2 separate regions of the Homo sapiens genome follow, and region 2 is linked to region 1. The links are chromatin contacts, found by Hi-C in ENCODE. All regions are on one chromosome and are shown on one strand. Each heading gives the region's core, a stretch centred on a gene start or an enhancer-like site at or near the end of the contact. The rest is flanking DNA. Distances are from core to core; before and after follow the strand shown.

Evidence for each region. A loop is a pair of places that touch in the nucleus more often than their neighbours do. Pooled maps may share reads with other maps.
Region 2: a loop to region 1 is called in a map with no recorded cell type, with 5 times the contacts of the local background. The contact joins two enhancer-like sites. A Hi-C loop is called at or near these places in 2 of 37 single-sample maps with no recorded cell type and 2 of 50 pooled maps.

What each region holds. Positions count from the first base shown.
Region 1 is chr2:60,968,122-60,974,111 of GRCh38, reverse strand. It overlaps PUS10 (pseudouridine synthase 10), which reads left to right. Exons shown (of 18, transcript NM_144709.4): 5 at 2,555-2,589. Among named protein-coding and RNA genes, the nearest start is that of PEX13, 47 kb to the left of the region's middle. Within about 2 kb of position 2,536, at least 4 of the 41 ENCODE cell types and tissues checked have a DNase peak (open chromatin) inside an H3K27ac peak, as active enhancers do.
Region 2 is chr2:62,137,422-62,143,310 of GRCh38, reverse strand. No RefSeq gene overlaps it. Among named protein-coding and RNA genes, the nearest start is that of B3GNT2, 56 kb to the left of the region's middle. RefSeq lists an enhancer at 1,156-1,245. Within about 2 kb of position 2,055, at least 3 of the 41 ENCODE cell types and tissues checked have a DNase peak (open chromatin) inside an H3K27ac peak, as active enhancers do.

The DNA.
Region 1 (5,990 bases), core at 1,287-3,786:
CAGAGAGAGTAGCTCCTCTGTGCAGGCAGGTCGTCCTGTCATTCTTCAGCTCTCAGCAGAGAGGGTAGCTCTTCTCTGCAGGCAGGTCGTCTGTCATTTCTTCAGCTCTGAGCAGAGAGGAAAGCTCCTCTCTGCAGGCAGGTCGTCCTATCGTTTCTTCAGCTCTCAGCAGAGAGACTCTGGGGTGGATAGCTCCTCTCTGCTGTTGGTTGTCCCCTCATCTCTTTGGGTCTGGCTGAGTCCAGGGCTTTATATGGGCCTCAGAGGGGAGGAAGTGTGTGCCAATTGGTCCATGGGCAGCCATGGGTGGGCCTGGAAAAAGGACCACAAGTTCCTACTCCTGTCCCGGGGACTGGCAGCCCAGCCCCCAGGCTTCAGGCCCTCCCTGGCTTGAAGGTGGGGCTTCACTGTGGACCTGCCGCTTTCTGCCCAGGAACCTCTCTGCCTCCTGCTGCTGTTCATGGCGCCCTGGCTGTTCTTGCCAAGGGGCGCCTGCAGGCCAGCACCAAACTGCCCTCAGCCCCTCCTTGGCCTCCCTCCCGTACTTGTTGGTGCCCAAAGTCTACAGGGGGCTGAGGCAGCATGGGGCTGGCGTGTCAGCACTGCCATGAGTGTGCACACACCTGGCTGGGCTGCGACAGTGCCCAGGCTCGGCTCCAACCCTTCTCCGAGATTGGTGCAGGCACTGGGAGCAGGGAGAGGTCAGGGAGCGGGAGCAGACCCCTCCAGGCCTGTGGGGACAACGGGGGGGCCTTCCCGGGTCCCTGAAAGTGCAGAGATGCTTAGGTCCACAGCCGCAAGTTGGGTGAGACTCCAGGGACTGCCTGCCTCTTTGCGTTTTCCCCACAGCAGAGGCCGCCCCAGCCAACCCCGTGCAAATTAACCCGACACTTTCAGGGCTGGCCCCACGAGTCCCGGCTGTGCCTTTGGCCGGGTGCTTGTGGACCCCTGAGATGGTGATGGGGAGCGAGGTTGAGGCCGGGACGGAGGCTTTGGGCCTGAGAACAGGTCCTGGCCGGCCATGCGAGAGCAGAGGTGGCACAGTTGGCTGCCTCGGGGATGTGGAGCACAGGGGTCCCACCGCCGCCACTGCTGCTCCCACAACCCCTCCTGCCGCCACCGCCCACACCTCCCGGCTGCAGCAGGCTTGATGGCAGCAGCTACTCCGGACGGTCCACACTGCCATCACTGGAAACAGGTTGTGCCCAGTTAGCGGTTAATTTATTCTACTTGGCTGACGTCTGAAAGAATTAATGCAGCTAATCTTTCCAAGTGATCATCAGTCTTTAGGAGTCCATAGAGTACCCTACTGGTCATCCGAAGGAAGTCCTGTTAGTTTAGAAGGACAGGTCTACATACGAACCACAGCATATCCATAAATTAAGCCGTGTCTTGAAGTGGATGTGAATGATAATCGTTGGCCTTTTTTTGTGACACGTAGAAGCAGACTACATGTGGTATTTATTGACTTATACAATGTTTCCGTCATGTTTACAAAATGCTGTGTGCTGTGGGGGACATATCGTTACCTTTCTTTAAGGTGAAAGCTGTGGGAGTCTAACAGGAAACAGAAATCTCAGTGTCAGTCACTTACTATGCAAAGCATTTGGCATACATTTCTTTTTTTTCTTTTTTTTTTCTTGAAACGGTGTCTCGCTCTGTCGCCCAGGCTGGAGGGCAGTGGCGCGATCTCGGCTCACTGCAAGCTCCGCCTCCCGGGTTCACGCCATTATCCTGCCTCAGCCTCTCAAGTAGCTGGGACTACGGGCGCCCGCCTCCACGCCCGGCTAATTTTTTTGTACTTTTTTTTTCAGTAGAGACGGGGTTTCACCGTGTTAGCCAGGATGGTCTCGATCTCCTGACGTCGTGATCCGCCCACCTCGGCCTCCCAAAGTGCTGGGATTACAGGCGTGAGCCAGCGCGCCTGGCCCAGATTAAATGCGGGCTGGGCGCGGTGGCTCACGCCTGTAATCCCAGCACTTTGGGAGGCCGAGGTGGGCGGATCACTTGATGTCAGGAGTTCGAGACCAGCCTGGCCAACATGGTGAAAACCCGTCTCTACTAAAAACACAAGTTAGCCGAGTGTGGTGGCAGGCATTTGTAATACCAGCTACTCAGAAGACTGAGGCAGAAGAATATCTTGAACCTAGGAAGCAGAGGTTGCAGTGAGCTGAGATCCTGCCAGTACACTCCAGCTTGGGTGACAGAGCGAGACTCCGTCTCAAAAAAAAAAAAAAAAAAAAAAAGAGAAGAAAGAAAGAAAAAGAAACACTCATACCTCATTAATGAGAAATAGAAATCTGTAAGGAGGAGGGGGATACCCCGGCTGAATTCCTAGGCCACAGTAAACCACCATTGCAAAATAAAATCTTACCTCATTTTTGATTTTAAATGAGACTGAGGTCACTGGTAAATTTTTGAATACTAACTCGTCACCTAAAAAGGGGAGTTTGATTAGCAAATAGTTAAGCACTTCAGTAATGATATTGAGACTTAATTTCACTGAACATGTTTCCCCCTTTTCTCTTTCTGGGTGTGACTAAATTGCCTACAGCATGCTGCATGGTTGCTGGTAAAACAGGAAATGGGGTAAGTAATTTAGGTAGGGAATTTTTACTACCATTCAAATACAAGCTACCTGGTTCTTAAAGCACTTTTACTACTACAATCTCTATTTTTATAGTGCATTCACTAGCTACTAGAGAAATTAGCACAAAGAACCAATTTTTATTCTATACATTTAGGGTATCAATCTTGTTTCATTAGTTTATTTGCATAGCATATTAGTAGTTTATTAAAGCAGGTTCATTTTTTGTGTGTTTTAATATGAATGTAAATACATGTTTTATATGCATTAGGCACTTATGTAATGTAGTTTGGGCAGTTATTTTTTAAAAATAAATTTTATTTATTATTATTATTTTTTTTTTTTGAGGTGGAGTCTTGTTCTGTCACCCAGGCTGGAGTGCAGTGGTGTGATCTCAGCTCACTGCAACCTCCACCTCGCTGGTTCAAGCGATTCTCCTGCCTCAGCCTCCCAAGTAACTGGGATTACAGGAGCCTGCCACCATGCCTGGCTAATTTTTGTATTTTTAGTAGAGATGGGGTTTCACCATGTTGTCCAGGCTGGTCTTGAACTCCTGATCTCAGGTGATTCACCCGCCTCGGCCTCCCAAAGTGGTGGGATTACAGGCACGAGCCACAGCATGCAGCCTAAAAATAAATTTTATATTGGTCTTAGAAACTAAACTATAAAACTATGTCATAAAAGATAAAAAGTAAATAACTGGTGGAACAACAGTGAGTTTACACATAGGTAAGACATAGAAAACATAGATTCACAATCCTTTATCTGAAACACTTGGAGGCCAAAAGTGTTTTGAAATATAAAATTTTTGGATTTTTAAAATGTGATATGATGTTAGAGATCATGTATATCATTTCCGTCCCCTCCCCCGCCCAGGCTCTGGGGTGGTACTACATAATCAAACATATTAATATTTCTGCAACAAAACATATGAATATTCATAGTAAGTTTGATAAAGTCTCTAAATCGCCTCCTTCAAATCAGGATTTGATTCCCAACTGAATTTAAAAATTTTTTTTAATTCTCCAGAATATTTTGGCATTTGAAACTAAAACATACCAGTAAAAAAAAGGGCCATATGACTGTTGGCAGTACCTATGTACTCTGGAGAGAAAAATCCAGGAAGAAGCATAAATTTCTGTTTTAGAATCTCATACTTGGTTAAGTGACTTATAGAAAAATAATTAATTTGGCTTTTTTGTTTGTTTTGTGTTATATATCTGCATTTTCAAAAGGGTAATAACTACATAAGGTTTGGGGGTTTCGTTAGATCTTATTAAATTAGTCTCAAATGGTTTAGATTCTGGTGTAATAAAACTTGATCCTATGTTTTTAGAAATTTGCTAGCATAGTCAGAGCATGCTTTTTTCTAAATGTTTTCAATTTATATCTATGTTGCTAATGAGTTACTGTTTTTATTTCGGGTTTTGTTTTTTTTTTTAAACGTAGTTTCACCCCTGTTGCCCAGGCAGTGGTGCAATCTCGGCTAATTGCAACCTCTGCCTCCCAGGTTCAAGTGATTCTCCTGCCTCAGCCTCCCAACTAGCTTGGGATTACAGGCATGCACCACCATGCCTGGTTAATTTTTTTTGTATTTTTAGTAGACACAGGGTTTCACCATGTTGGCCACGCTGGTCTCTTAACTCCTGACCTCAGGTGATCCACATGCCTCGGCCTCCCAAAGTGCTGGGATTACAGGCATGAGCCACTGCTCCCGGCTTTTTATTTCTTATCAAAGGATTTTAAACTAAGTTTAGTTCTTCCAAAAGATTCTGACTGATATAGGGATAATGGAACAGAAAAAAACACAGGTCATTGTTCTTTTCCCTCAGTGTCCCTAGTTCATTCTGGGTTGAAAAGATTGTGGAGGAATTGCTGTTAAAGAATTGATTTAGGGAACTTACAAAAAAAATTAATTGCCTTGCATACTCTGGTTCATCTTTTCTTTAGAATGGTTGTTGTGTTGTATCTACAGCAAAAGTGATTGCAACTGACACCCTCATAAGCACTTATCTGACAGAGAAGAGAAAGAGAAGTGTAGTTACTAAGTATGAAATGGGGACTGAATTTACTTTAATGAGTACTAGTCCCTCTAAAGGACAATCAGGTATATGCTAGGGACCTCTGTGAAGATATTTAGCCCAAATTGTATTAGGAAACTTATTAGCTGCATTTAACTTTCAGGATTGGAAATCTGGCATTTTAAGTAGTATATTTGCTTTATATATAAGGATGAGGTTTCCAAGCTGTCTGTTAACCTTTTCCTCTGGCTCTATAATCTGGAGGGAAAAAATACCTATGGTTGAAGTTTTTAAACTGGACTCAAATGCACTAAATATATTTCAAAGACTGTGAAGGATTTAAAACACTGGTTTTCTTAAATAATGTTTTAACTCATTTTTGGGATTCGCTTTTGTAACAACCCTTTGGACTTTCCAGAATGTAAACAGTTTTAAAAATTGTTTCCATTCTTGTGTTTTCTGTTTCAACGTTTATTCTTTAAAATGTATTTTCATATATTATTTACTTTCAACTGTGATGCTATTTTGTGCAAATATTAAATAGTTGAACTGTTGACACAGTATCAGGATAGTCTTTTAAAATACCTAAAATCTTTCTAATATTCAGAGAATTAGGAACAGTTTATGAAGCTCACACAGTATTTGAATAAGTTCTTGGATGTAGAGAAATAATTTGATTATTTGTCAGATGTAGAGTTTATCTGGGTATTTCAATGTTAAATCACAATCCCAAACCATATGAAAGCTCTCTCTGTAACAAGTTATATTCTCAGCTGGATACAGAATGGGTAGATCAACTACTTCTTTCTTTTTTTTATTTTTTTTTGGATCAACTATTTCTTATTTTGCATTTTTAGAGGAATAGTGATCTGCATATTCTTTTTTTTTTCTGATCAACTAAATTCAGCCATTAGCTTAATTACTTTTTGTTTTTAACCTGTGGTTAGTAGTGTCTTTTGGTCTTAAATTACAATGGATGTTGCCTATAAGGAGTAATTTCTATCAGTGAAAATTGGGCATTAAAAGGGATGATGCATAAGTTGGCCCTTACATCTCTTTCATTAAAAGCAGCCCTATAAATCGCCATAAGGCTGGTTTGAAGTTTTAATTATTTGAATGACGTGGGCTTGTTAGTTTGTTAGTAATATCCCAGTGTTCTCAGCAGAGTAGAGGAGTTTTAATAATACCACACCATGTTTTTCATCCCTTTTATCTCAAGTTCCTTTCTATCACAATTTTAGGTTACAAACTAAAGCTATAATTTATAAAAGGGACTTCCCAAAACCTATTTATTGTCTCATGAGTATATTTTGGGGGAATGTCAAATTTTTATTCAGCTATTTATCTGATAATACATTGATGAGCATTTCAGAACATTGATA
Region 2 (5,889 bases), core at 806-3,305, 1.2 Mb before region 1:
TATGTGGTCCGCCTGTACCCAGATGATTTGGAGCCTCACCTTTAGTCCCACCCTGGCCAGCCAAACCAGGGTCAGCCTGGGGCTCCAGGAAAAAATGAAATGTTACATGGCCTTACTTGCCTTTTTCTGCTATTCATAGGCTGATATTGGTTGATAGTAAATATAAACCCACTGGGCAAGTTCATTTTTGCACAGAGTGACAACCGTCACTGAACTCTGTTTTAAGGGAGGGATTTTGGTGGGTTTTTTTTTTTGAGACAAGGTCACCCAGGCTGGAGTGCAGTGGCATGATCTCGGCTCACTGCAGCCTTGACCTCCTGGGCTCGATTGATCTTCCCACCTCAGCTCCCCAAGTAGCTGGGACTACAGGCGTGCACCATCACGCCTCGCTAATTTTTTGTAGAGACAGGATTTTGCCATGTTGTCCAGACTGGTCTTGAACTCCTGAGCTCAAACAATTCACCCACTTCAGCCTCCCAAAGTGCTGGAATTACAGGCATGGGAGGGATTTTTTTTTTCTTTAAATTGAGATGAGGTCTCACCATCATGCCCAGGATGGTCTTGAACTCCTGGGCTCAAGTAATCCTCCCATCTCAGCCTCCTGAGTAGCTGGAACTACAGCTGTGTGCACCACACCCAGCTAATTGTTCAACATTTTTGTAGAGACAGGGTCTTGCTATGTTGCCCAGGCTGGTTTCTAACTCCGGGGCTCAAGTGGTCCTCCTGCTTCAGCCTCCCAAAGTGCTGGGTTACAAGTGTGAGCCACTGTGCTGGGCCAGAATTTATTTATTTATTATTTTTAAAGAACCTTCATTTCCTCTGGCAATCTGCTTGGGGACATGCACATGAATCTCATGGGAGAACAAGAAAACGTTTCCTTTTTGTGTTCTCCACTTTCCCTTCCCTTTCCAGAATCTAGGCCCTGGTGATTCCCTTCAGGAGGCAGGAAAGCGATTCCTTGAAGAACAACAGCCGTCACCTTCCTTCCCAGTTGAGCCAGAAAGGCCCCACAGCTCTGCCACAGATGCTACAGAAAATGTTTCTGGCCTCAACTCCCCAGGGAGGGAGTAAGCCTTGGGGTTAGTTCAGTTGCACAGTTCCACGTCTGTTAGCAGCCACTGGTTCTCTTACTCCAGCTATGTTTAGCTTTGTTTGACTATCTTCCATGGGAACACAACTGCATTAGTGTTCCTTTTCTCAGTTCTCCATTTCAAAAATTTTTATTTATTTATTTAATTTCTGAGAGGGGGTCTTGCTCTGTCACCTAGGATGGAGTGCAGTGGCACAAACACAGCCTCACTGCAGACTCGACCTCCAAGTTCAGCCTCCTGAGTAGTTGGGATCACAGGCATGCACCACCATGCCTGGCTAATTTTTTTATTAGTAGTAGAGACAGGGTCTCCCTATGTTGCCCAGGCTGGCCTTGAACTCCTGAGTTCAAGCAATCCGCCCGCCTCAGCCTCCCAAAGTGCTTGGATTATAGGCGTGAGCCACCGTGCCCCGGTATCGGTTCTCCATTTATAACAACTTGTCACCAAGAACCCGAGACCCAAGCTTGGGTCAATGGTTGTCCAGCTAGGATGAGAATAATGTGCTGGCTATCTGGGTACTGTGGACAGCCTGGAAGCCCCATGTGGCAGCCAACTTACTCATTTTGCACACTGCACCCAGAGAAGGGTGGCACTGAGTGGAAAGTGAGGCCAAGGTCATCACAAACAGCATCAGGCTCTACAAAGAGTGACAGCAACCTGAAGCACAGAGACAGGTCTAACATGGATGCAGGATGTAAGTGACGTTGGACCTAGTCTTAGGTCACATCTGCATACAAAAATCCTCACTACAGGAACTGTCATTATTTAAACACATGAGCAAGGACACAGATTTTTGAAATAAGCACTTATTCTTTTGAAGGGTCTAAAAGGTAGAATGTAGAGATGGAAGACAGTAGACCTGAAATTCCTTCCTGACCACGGCCTTGTACAAATCTTCTGCCCTGTCTGTCCAGATGTTTCCTCATTTTTGACCAGATGCTAAAGCCTCCAAATCAGTCATTCTGAGATCCATGCCAATTCTTAGCCATGATTCTAAAAATAGCCAGAATAGAAATAATATACAATCCTCATATTTATGCTTACTTCTTTAATACAAAAACAGTGTAATAACAGCATGAAGGAAATAATTTAATGATTTTAATTTTTCAGCCTAAAATTATTTTAAACTAATGGTTTCACCTTGTTCCACTTGAGTAATCAAATTCATATTTTCCCCCTTGCCATCTCTCCCCCACCTGCATCCTGTGAATCAACAGAAGTTAAAACCCTAACACCAGTGGGAAACAGAAACTAGCCAAGAGCATGTAAAACAGAAACAAGACAGGCGTGGTGGTGCTGAGGTGGGAAGATCACTTGAGCCCAGGAGTTCAGGCTGCAGTGAATAATGGTTGCACCATTGCACTCTAGCTTGGGGGACAGCGTGAGACCCTGTCTCTATATTAAATTTTAAAATATAATAAAAGAGAAAGAAAATGCCTAATTACAGTTCTTGGTGAATAAATGATGTAAATGCCCATATTTTACTACCTGCTCACGTATAGCGTTAGTATTGTAATCAGATAGTTTATGTACCAAACTTGTAAGTTATGCCAGTTGGGACCATTTATCTAACAGGAAGCAGGCCCAGGCAGGTTCCTTTGCAACAAAGGATGGTTCAATGTTGCATACAGTTGAGTTGCCATGAGAGACAATTATGGCCATCCCCAAATAAGGAAAACTTGATTGCACTTAGATAAAAATTGCGATTTTTCAAATTTTGAGGTCAAAACCTGTATACTCTACAACTAGAGGTAAGCTTAAGCTAATTATGTTCTATTTGAGTCTTCCCTTCTGCTGACTAAATCACCATTTAAAATATTTGTAAACCTTGGTTGTAAAGTTGGACACCTAAGAATTCAAAATAGCAATTGTCCCACAAAGCCCCATCCCTTCCAGTATTGTGTTCTTTTAGGAAAGTATTCAATTATCTCTCAGCTGATCCTAAGATTCCTTCTATATCTTGTCCCTTTCATTTGTTTAGATATTTACTATACACTTTGAGGCTGGGTGCAGCGGCTCATGCCTGTCATCCCAGCACTTTGGGAGGCCGAGGTGGGTGGATCACCGAAGGTCAGGAGTTTGAGACCAGCCTGGCCAACATGGTGAAACCACGTCTCTACTAAAAATATAAAAATTAGCTGGGTGCGGTGGCGCATGCCTGTAATCCCAGCTACTCGGGAGGCTGACACAGGAGAATCGCTTGAACCTGGGAGGCAGAGGTTGCAGTGAGCAGAGATTGCACCACTGCACTCCACCCTGGGCGACAGAGTGAGACTCCTTCTCAAAAATAAATAAATAAATAAAAGGCTGGGCATGGTGGCTCACACCTGTAATCCCAGCACTTTGGGAGGCCGAGGCGGATGGATCATGAGGTCAGGAGTTCAAGACTAGCCTGGCCAAGATGGTGAAACTCCGTCTCTACTAAAAGTAAAAAAAAAATTAGCTGGGTGCGGTGGCAGGTGCCTGTGATCCCAGGTACTCAGGAGGCTGAGGCAGGAGAATCGCTTGAACTCAAAGGGCGGAGGTTGCAGTGAGCCAAGATCGCGCCACTGCACTCCAGCCTGGGTGACAGAGTGAGACTCCATTTCAATAAATAAATTAAAAAGAAAAAAAAACATACAAAAAGATACTTACTGTACACTTCAGAAAACAGTATTTTCTAACATCGGTTTAGCATTTATTTCCCTTTAATTTCTATTTATATTATTTTCTAAATGTTCACTCAGGTGTAAAAAAATAACTTCAACAATTAATAGTTTGACATGATGTCAGCTATTTAAGATACTCAACATCATCCTCTGCTTTTCACCACCTTCTTGCATTTGGGGGTGAAGAGTTAAACTACTTTTTTTTAATGCTGGAACTCTTTTTGAATCATTATTAAAATAAGACTGGGGGAAGAGAGGTTATATAAAGGAAATAAAGAGTCTATAATGGAATTTAGGCTTTTGCTGTTACAGCTGAGAAGAACTAGAGCTTCCAAGGAAAGCCTGACCTAAGAATAAGGCCAAATCTTTTGCTTCGTATCAACACAACGCTACCAAAATCTGGAGTTATTTTCTGACTTTATTCTGAAAGCTAACTTTTAGCTTGGCTGGACTGTTTTTTTCTTTTCTTCTCTCATCTTTCTCTCTCTCTCATCTCTCTCTCTCTCTCTCTCTCTCTCCTTTTCTTTCTTTTTTAGAGATGGGCTCTTGCTGTTGTTGCCTGAAGCCCCAAACTCCTGGGCTCAAGGCATCCTCCTTCCTCAGCCTCCTGAGCAGCTTGGACTTGAGGCCTGTGCTACCACACCTGGCTAACGGGCAGGAATCTTTCTAAACAGACTGAATTTAGAGTGCTTATTGCTCAAGCAGGGATAATTTCTACAAGGTCCAGTTCAGGCTGAGATTTTTATTTTGTCCCTAATTTCCTGAAATCAAAACAAGTGGTTTTAATCTAGGATCGCACAGGTAGAAAACCTAGTGGGGTCTCTGGGAACTTTATACCTGTTTTCTCCTTCCCTGGTCCTTTCTCCATGCTTTTATTGTTACCAGGGAGATGTCCTGGTTTAATGTAAGTGTCCCTTACAAAACTTTCTAAGAACTTACTCCCAGAAAATACAAAAAATGATGATAGCCAATTAGGCAAGAGAGGGGGTAATTTAGTCTTATACTTTCTCAGAGGGAATACAAATTAATACAGCCTTCCTGGAGAGGAATTTGGCAATGTTTATCAAAGTTAAAAACTGTGTACTAGGCCGGGTGCAGTGGCTCACGCCTGTAATCCCAGCACTTTGGGAGGCTGAGGCGGGTCAATCACTGGAGGTCAGGAGTTCGAGACCAGCCTGGCCAACATAGTGAAACCCTGTCTCTACTAAAAATACAAAAAAAAATTAGCCGGACGTGGTGGCAGGTGCCTGTAGTCCCAGCTACTCAGGAGGCTGAGACAGGAGAATCACTTGAACCCGGGAGGCGGAGGTTGCAGTGAGCTGAGATTGCGCCACTGCATTCCAGCATGGGTGACAGAGTGAAACTCTGTCTCTAAATAAATAAATAAAACTGTGTACTCCACTTCTGGGAATTTATTCAAGGAAAGTCAACTCTTTTCCTAGTTCTAGCCTTCTTTCTGTACATTAGATTGATGGGTCATTAACTGTTCTTAGTATGTTTCTGTATTTTCATAATAGACTATAATAAACATATATACCTTTGATAATAAAAAATTAAAAATCATCAGTAAATATAAAATATACCCTGTTAGAAACAACTTGCATTCAGAAGTGCTTAGTGTTAAATGTGGGGACCACCTGCAACAACCAGTTTTTGGTTTTCTTTTTAATTCTTGAAAACTCAGTATACATTAACTGTAGTTCTTCCAATGACCTAGGGTTTGGGAATACAATTTTAAAAGCCCATGGCCACTCTTGTAGCTATTACTTTCATGGGATGACCTAAACAGAGTTTCAGACTATGACAATGATTTCCTCTCCTTGTGGCCCATGTGCTGTTCCTTCACACTTCCACAGACTTCCATGGGATATATGAGTCAATACTAAGGTGATAGCTCTAGTTATTCCTTCCAAGGACATCTGGAATCCGATTATCTGATGAGATATTCTATTGCTCCATTTTACAGCAGGAGACCTTATCAAAATTCTCCTAGATTACATGACAGCAGCCCTGGGAACAGAAGGCAAGTTTAAAATAGTTTTTTTTTTTTCCAAACCACATTCCTTTCTTGAATCTATTTACAGTACTGTTTCAAGATGTTTTCTGAAGGGTGCACAGGGGCTACATTGAAAACCTTCTGGTTATTGTTT